Regions from separate parts of the Mus musculus genome. Here regions 2 and 3 are each linked to region 1. A link is a loop called in an ENCODE intact Hi-C map of the cell type or tissue named here. Cell type or tissue: left cerebral cortex. All regions are shown on one strand. Region 1 overlaps Clmp (CXADR-like membrane protein). Region 2 has its middle 42 kb from the start of Gm35177. Region 3 holds the start of 1700110K17Rik (RIKEN cDNA 1700110K17 gene).

The links. Hi-C counts contacts between places; a loop is a spot of excess contacts. Peaks named below come from ENCODE experiments on the same cell type or tissue, not always from the same donor. Only the 100,000 strongest peaks of a DNase experiment are listed, where the experiment ranks them.
Region 2: it touches region 1 in a loop (3-fold over the local background); 2 of 42 quality-filtered maps call a loop at or near these places.
Region 3: it touches region 1 in a loop (2.1-fold over the local background); 2 of 42 quality-filtered maps call a loop at or near these places.

What each region holds. Positions count from the first base shown.
Region 1 is chr9:40,755,190-40,757,689 of GRCm38, reverse strand. The region is part of intron 1 of Clmp (CXADR-like membrane protein); the gene reads right to left. Among named protein-coding and RNA genes, the nearest start is that of Hspa8, 45 kb to the left of the region's middle. In left cerebral cortex, a CTCF peak has its summit at 1,145 (motif pointing left); DNase peaks (open chromatin) are centred at 166 and 1,146; H3K4me3 peaks cover 879 bases; H3K27ac peaks cover 1,107 bases.
Region 2 is chr9:40,504,281-40,506,780 of GRCm38, reverse strand. It overlaps a transcript of Gramd1b not described here. Among named protein-coding and RNA genes, the nearest start is that of Gm35177, 42 kb to the left of the region's middle. In left cerebral cortex, no CTCF peak of the experiment used is centred here; a DNase peak (open chromatin) is centred at 1,017; H3K27ac peaks cover 1,538 bases.
Region 3 is chr9:40,332,800-40,335,299 of GRCm38, reverse strand. It overlaps Gramd1b (GRAM domain containing 1B), which reads left to right. Exons shown (of 20, transcript NM_172768.2): 3 at 1,645-1,855. 1700110K17Rik (RIKEN cDNA 1700110K17 gene) reads right to left here and starts at 1,828. Exons shown (of 3, transcript NR_040728.1): 1 at 1,713-1,828. In left cerebral cortex, a CTCF peak has its summit at 1,474 (motif pointing left); DNase peaks (open chromatin) are centred at 1,462 and 1,778; H3K27ac peaks cover 1,631 bases.

The sequences.
Region 1 (2,500 bases):
TCCCCACCATCCTCCCCCCTCCCCCCAACTCCAAGATGCTACCAGATTTCTGGGATTTTTTTTTTTTTTGGTCATCTTAAGAAATAATTTTTACCATATGTTGAATCTACAGTTTGAGCTGGCAGGGCCCTCGGTAGTGTTTGTGGGAACTGCTTAGCATGTGCCTGCCATCTGGTGGGTGAGAGGGAATGGGCAGGTCCAGCCACCCTCTGGCTGCTAGCATAGGATTTCCTGGGCAACAGGGATCAACCTTAGGGCGAAGAAACCCTTACAGTCGGTATAACTTAGGAGGAGATCACAGCCTGGCCAAGCTAGTGAGTCGCAGGGGTTCAGGGAAGGGAAGAATTTTTGAAATTTTTGCTGCAGTATTTATCGATAGGAAGCGGGGTTTGGAAAGAGGCTTCTTGTGTATATGCAAAACGCCTTCCTGGAAGCCTTGGGCTTTCCCTAGTGGGGATTTCACGGGCAACTCAGACACTTAACAAGGTGCTAGTGGGAACCTCTCAGCCTTAGCGTTATCAACAGCCACTCCCCCACCCCCATCCCCCGGCCTGGGGTCAGCTGCCCTGGAAACCGCTCCCTCCGTGCTCCTCCATGGTAAGGTGGGACTAATTCTTCGTGTACTTGCTGCTTAAGATTAGCTTAAGATTTTGCGCTCTAAAACCTTGGGTCTCATTGGACTCCTTTGATCATTCCAGACTTTTTTTCAAAAAGACCAGGCAAGAAGGAGTTTTAACAAAAAACATATTCATATCCCCCGCCCCTCTCATAAGGGATAGTGGGCTGGGCCGTGACCAAAGAACAACCTCTAACCTCTCTTCTTCCTAAATAAGACTTTACTACTTTCCCAAAGCTCATTGAATGCCCAAGGCGGACAACTTGTCCCTAGTCACCCATGTTTGCTCTTCCTGAAAGGTTACCCCATGAGTACAGGCTCCCTACATGTTCCCAAGCTCCGAGTAATGAACTAAGGAAATGACCCCTGAATGTATAGTCAAAGCAGGCTCTAGGCAAGGCCGCAGCTCTTGGTGTAGGAGTTATCATCCAAGTAATTTACCAGCCTGTGTAGATCAGAGTTTACAAAGTTAGAGCATCCCATGGCAGGGATCGAAAGTCTGGTCTTTCACATTGTGCAGTATACAGTACAGTGCCCTCTAGTGGGCGACACAGATGTAGCCTCCCTTTCTTCCATTGAGTGAGAACATTTTTCAATGGTTAGGGGACATTTAGTATTCACTAACCTTGAGTGGGAGGAGTTTCCCCATATTTTGCTTTACCCAGAATGCTCCAGTAAGCCTCAGGAGAATGGATGCATCGGATATACGTAAGAAAGTAAGGTATTAGAAAGTAAAGTCATTCGGATATTTGCAAGCCTGAAGCAGGGAAAAAGCTGTGAATACTGTGACTTCAAAGTTAGCCTGGGCTACACTGACTTATCCTGTCTAAAAGCAAAACACAGAGAATGAACAAAAACAAAGGGAAAAGCCGTATTTCATTGTATAGATCAAGAATTAAGACACGGGCTGGTGAGATGGCTCTGAGTTCAAATCCCAACAACCACATGGTCGCTCACAACTATCTGTAATGGGGTCAGGTCCCCTCTTCTGGCTTGCAGGCATACATGTATACATAATAAATAAATCTTTAAAAAAATTAAGACACACAGTGACTCAAGCCAAGTTGTAGAGTCCTGTGGGGTGTGGGGGTGTATGTGTATGCATGAGTGAGGCATTCACACTTTCTGGAACACTGTATACATTTCATGAGGCACCATGGACCCGGATTTAGACAGTCTCCTGACCTCTCTCAGCCTTTTCTTCTCTGCTTGTTTTTGTTTTTTGTTTGTTTATTTGTAGACAGGGTTTCTCTGTGAAGTTCTGCCTGTCCTGGAACTTGCTTTGAAGACCAAGGATCTCGGACTCTGAGATCCGCCTGTCTCTGCCTCCTGAGTGCTGGGATTAAAGACATGCACCACTACCCCCACTCCCAACACGCCTTTTCTTCTCTGTAAAACGAAGAAAGGTTGTTGGAAGGATTGTACATGGCCTGGGTAAAAGATCTAACAAGGCACCCACTCAACAAACGGTGGTTATTATTAACGACAGTCACACTGTGTTGTAAAAGACAAAGAGAAACAGGCACAAGGAGGCAAACCAGGATTGTGAGGTGTTCTGGGGAGTCAGGCATGCTGTGGCTGCAGATTGGAGGGAAGGGAGAACACACCAGGTGGAGGGAGCATCTGGAGCTGGGGGAGCACCTGGAGCTGGGGGAGCATCTGGAGCTGGGGGAGCACCTGGAGCTGGGGGAGCATCTGGAGCTGGGGGAACACCTGGAGCTGGGGGAGCACCTGGAGCTGGGGGAGCACCTGGAGCTGGGGGAGCATCTGGAGCTGGGGGAGCACCTGGAGCTGGGGGAGCACCTGGAGCTGAGGGAGAACGTGGCCTCTCTTGCCAGCTTCACTGACAGCTAGTGAGGTTCCTTTTCTACCCAGCATATGTTT
Region 2 (2,500 bases), 250 kb after region 1:
ATTGCTTCCTCTGCCAGGAAGCCGAGAGGACTGGAGGCTAGTGCTGAGCCAGCCTTCTCCTTTTCTCTTTTTATCCTGCCTGTGGTCCCAGTCTAGGGTGTCAGGATGAGTCTTCCTTCCTCAGATAAAGCTCTTTAGACGCACCCTTGCAGAAATGCCCAGAGATATGACTCCAAAGTAACTAAATCTGATCAAATGGACAATGAAGATTAACCACCACAGCTGTCACCTGCTTTTTGTATTATAATCATCCTAGAGGGTGTATGGTGCATCTCACTGTGGTTTTGATTTCTATTTCCCAATGGCTACTGATGTTCACTATCTTTCTATGTGCTTATTGGCCACCCCCTTCTTTAGAGAAATTCAGACCTTCTGTTTCACTGTTTTTTTGTCTATTTATTGGGCAGTTCTAAGGGTTATTCTTTTTGTTGTCATTATTTTATTTTATTTTACTTTACTTTATTTTATTTTATCAGTTGACTGTGCTTGGCTTAACATGATACAGAATTCCAGTTGGGATCCAACCACCAGCTCAGTTCTTTGCTTACTCTTTGTGCTTCTTTCCCTGTTCTTTTGATGAGGTCGCTCTTGGTAGTCTCTTGCCCTCCTAGCAGCTTATGCGTGTGGCTGCTTTCTGGTGCCTCTCACCTCCCTCCCTACCTCACCTCCCTCCTGGCTCAGTGCCTAAAGTTCAGTGTGGTTTCTATGCGGTCTTTTAAGGTGTCACAGCAACGATGGGCTCTTGTTCTCTTTATGTGAACCCCGTCTATCTTGCCTGCCTTCCTCCAGGCAAATTCACACATACTTAACGATGCTTCTTATTTTTTTAAAAAACATTTTTTTCCTCTTCCTATAGATAGAACTTCTGAGGTTTCCATGGGAACCCCTGGTCCAAGAGGTAGGGGATTCTTGAGTAGAGGTGAGACGAGCAAGTGTTGCTCATTCTGTGGGACTCTAAGAGTGTCTCGTTCACTCTTCTTCCCACTCTCTCTTCTGCCCTTTCCAGGGTGGTTTTTTAGATCAGCTTCTGGAGTCCCCGAGTCTCTTAGAACTGAACAGATGGTGATGACAATGGCCCCAAGAGCCAAAGCTTTACAAGGATGCTGCTGTTGCTGAGTAGATGCCTGGCAGCCTCATGAAACCTCAAATCTGGTGTGTTTCATAGGAAAAGGCCCAGCCATGTTTTTCCTTTTGTTATGAGGCATGCTCTGGTTAGAAGAGTCGCACCTCAAGCACCTCCACAGCCTTCATTTTCCTGGACTGAGATGGGAAGGCCTGGAAGTCATCCCAGGTGCACTTTGCCTATCGGTGGAACTGAATCTAAGCCAATGCTTTAGTGAATCCAGGTGCTTTTCTCCGGTGTTGGGCTATTGTGCAAGACTAGTCTCGAAACCTTAACAGACATGCAGACCTCTGGAGATAAACCCAAATCCATCAGACCTTGAACTGTGACCAGAATGGAATCCCCGTATAAGTTACTTTTCTCATTGCTGTGACCAAATACCTGGCAAGAGGCAACATAAAGAAGGAGGAAAAGAAGGAAGGGGGAAAGGAAAGATAGGAGGAAGGGAGGGAAGGAGGTTGGGGAGAGAGAGAAGGGAAGAAGGAAGGCGGGCAAGAAGGAAGAGCTTACTAGGGCTGGCAGTTTGAGAGGCACAGCTTATCACTGTTGGGGAGAGCATGGTGCCAAGGGCACGAGGCAGCTGCCCACACTGTGTCCACAGCAAGGAATCAAAAGGAGATGAAGGTCGGTGCTCAGGTCACTTCCTCTCTTTTGTTCAGCTTAGGACCTCAGCCCTGGTAAGGTACCTCTCACGTGCTTCCTTCTTCAGGTAAACATCTCTGTAAACACTCATGGGCGCAACTGGGGTTCAAGTCCAGTTGAGATGAGAGTGAGGGCTACCAATCAAAATCTCCCCCCCCCCCCGTTTTGGAAATGTGTTATGTGTTGAGTGAAGTCCTTTTGGGAAAATTATGTTAGCATCCACAGACCTTCAAAACCCAGAGTAAATCTGGAGATGGGTTTGTGAGTGGGGCTTGGTATGGAGGGTCCCCTCAACAGAGAAAAGGAATGCAGAGTCCATATAAGTTTTCCAACCAAGCCAGACACCCAGAACTAAATGTTGACTAGATCTAACGTCCAAGGGGCAGTGTGGGCACTGCTGACTCTGGAGTAGATTTGATCTGGCTCTAACTAGAAAATCACATTCCTGAGATTTCAGGCCATTCTTTGTAATGCTCTGGACCAACTCAAGGAGAGTGGGGCAAAACTGAGATTCACGAGTGCCAGTTCTTTGTATGGTTGGCAGGCTTCATGCATGCATAAAAAAAATGCTGGTGCCTTAGGGCTGGAACATCATTTGTAGTTTAGAGGCTAACGTGGGTTGAACGGGTCCCATGCGGCTGAGATGTCTCAGCAAAGACACTAAGAGATGAGATATACATGGAGCGCAACCTGTGCAGACATACCAAAAGAGCCATATCTTGGGACTATGATACT
Region 3 (2,500 bases), 420 kb after region 1:
AGGTGAAGAACACATTGGAGAACTAAATTCCAGTTTGGGCAGCCTGAGAAGATCCAGTGGAGCAGAGAGAGATGGCTCAATGGGCAGAGGTGCTTGCTCCCAAGCTTCCACCATGTGGGTCCCAGGGATCGACCAGAGTTCGATCCCTGGGACCCACATGGTGGAAGGAGAGAACTACCTCCCTAAAGCTGTCCTCTAATCCCCACGTGTGCGGCGTGGTATGTGCATCTGTGCATGTACACATAGTGGAGGTCATGTGCAGAGCTCCCGGCCCCACTCCATACAGATTCACACTCTACCTCTTCCCCCTCCCCAATGATACTGGATGGGCTGCTGGATGCTCTCTCTGTATTGAGTTTATCCAGGCGGTAGGGCATGGTACTCTTTACAAATGTCTCCATGGAGCATCTGAGGTTACAGCTAGATCTTCATGTAAATGTCACTGTCCCGAGGCAAGGCCAGAATGTGGTATGGCACAAAGGCTTCCTGAGTTAGTCTGGCTCCTGAGCAGGTGGGCAGGATCCTGCCCCTCCTGTCACCTTGGTCTGGGGCCATGTAATCTCCCAGGATGTCCCTTCCCATTTCCACTGTCTCTTTCTGAGGATTCTTCCCTCCCTGCCCAGCTCTTTGATTTCTCTGTTCTCTGAAAACAGAACAAACTGAGTTCATTCTTTCCTCTCCACCCTTTTCTCTTCACCTCTTCTATTCTATTGAAAACACAAGCTAAGTTTCGGTCTTTACTGTATTAACAGATTGAATGCCTCGGTATAACTGGATTTAGTGCCATGGGAAGTACAAGGAACTTTTTAGAGGTGAATTTTGGGTAGGAGGTATGAGAACAACCCCCCCCCCCCCCCGTAGACCAGCAACATAACTTACCAGGCTGCTATGAGTGACTTACATCTGTAGCAAACTCTGAGGCTAGCCCTGGGTCACTTTCTCCTCTCTATCTGGCATTTAGCTTCATCTTTTAAATGAAATGGAAGGATAGTGGCCGTTATTAACTCAACTGAATGTCCTGGCACATGGTACCTGTGCCAGCGAGATGGCCAAGCCAGTGTGGCCTGAGTTCATTCTGCAGGACTCACACTGTGGAAGGAGGAAACAGACTCTGGCAAGTTGCCCTCTGACATCCACAGGCATGCCCATGGTACATGCATGCCTGCACACATACATGCAAGATAAAATAACGTCGTAATTTGTAAAAGACATGCCTATGAAATAATATATATGTGAATGCTTTGAAAAGCGGAGTTGTTGTCACTATGGGCAAGTGTTGAAACAAAGCATGTATAAAATGAACTGGTGGCATTGAGAGATTCTTTCAGGGTCTAAATCATCTTCCCTAATAGCTTTCTACATGTAGTTAAAGCTCAAACAGGATTGGATGGGTGAATATTTAAATACTTGACTGCTTGTTTCTAGTCCCAGTTCCCTTTTCACACCGGCACTACTGCCCCCTGCTGGTCAGTAGCAGCATTACAGTGCAGCAAGTCCCTAGCTGGGTTGTCTCCTCAGCCTGTTGCCTGGGCTCCCTGAGCTGGCTCCTTTGCATGGGTCTGTGGCCGACCGTCACTCACAGCCTTCCTTCCTTCCTTCCTCTTCCCTCTCCATCTCATTCCCCGTCTCCATCTGCCCCTGCAGCACTGCCAGTAACTCCAACCGCAGCACGCCAGCCTGCTCTCCCATCCTCCGGAAGCGGTCCCGCTCACCAACACCACAGAACCAGGACGGAGACACCATGGTGGAGAAGGGCTCAGATCACTCCTCGGACAAGTCCCCGTCCACCCCGGAGCAGGGTGTGCAACGCAGTTGCTCCTCACAGTCTGGTCGGAGCGGTGGTAAAAATTCCAAGGTGAGCAGACGATGCTGGGGACTTGGCAGCCTTTGTTAGCTGGTCGCAGGAAGCTACTGGGTACTCATGTGACCGAACAGCCCCGTGTCTATGTGATGAAGTCAGGACAGGTCAGCGTCAGCAGGGGAGACTCTTGATGAATTGATTCCTGGTTAATCATTCAGGGAGGGTCCCGAGTCATGCGCCCCTTCTCCACCCCGCTCCCCATCTCTCGGTAAGCATCTAAGGAACTTCAAGACCCTTGAGATATGGAGGAAGCTCTGGTGAGCAGGAGGTGTCGCCTTTATAATCCTTCGTTAAATTTGGCCCTTTGAACTGGCAAAGGAACGTTATTTGGGACAAGTGTATTGCCAGGAAGAGCGAGTTCAGGGAAGCTTCCGGAGGGCTATTTTTAACCTCCTCCTTGGCCATCACCCCGCCTTACCTTTGTCCCAGCCCATGCCCTACTCATCTTGCAGAGAGGATAGTCACAGGACTTTTCCTTCCCTCTCAAGCTTGTCTTGGGCTCCTGATCCAAGGATTAGCATAGAGGCCTCCCTCACATGGTTAAGGTTCCCCAGAGTTCTCCTTCGATCCCCAGGCCTCTGGCAATCAAGAGGTGCCTCTACTCAGGTGCTCCTAAACCAACGGGAGTCGCAGGGCTTG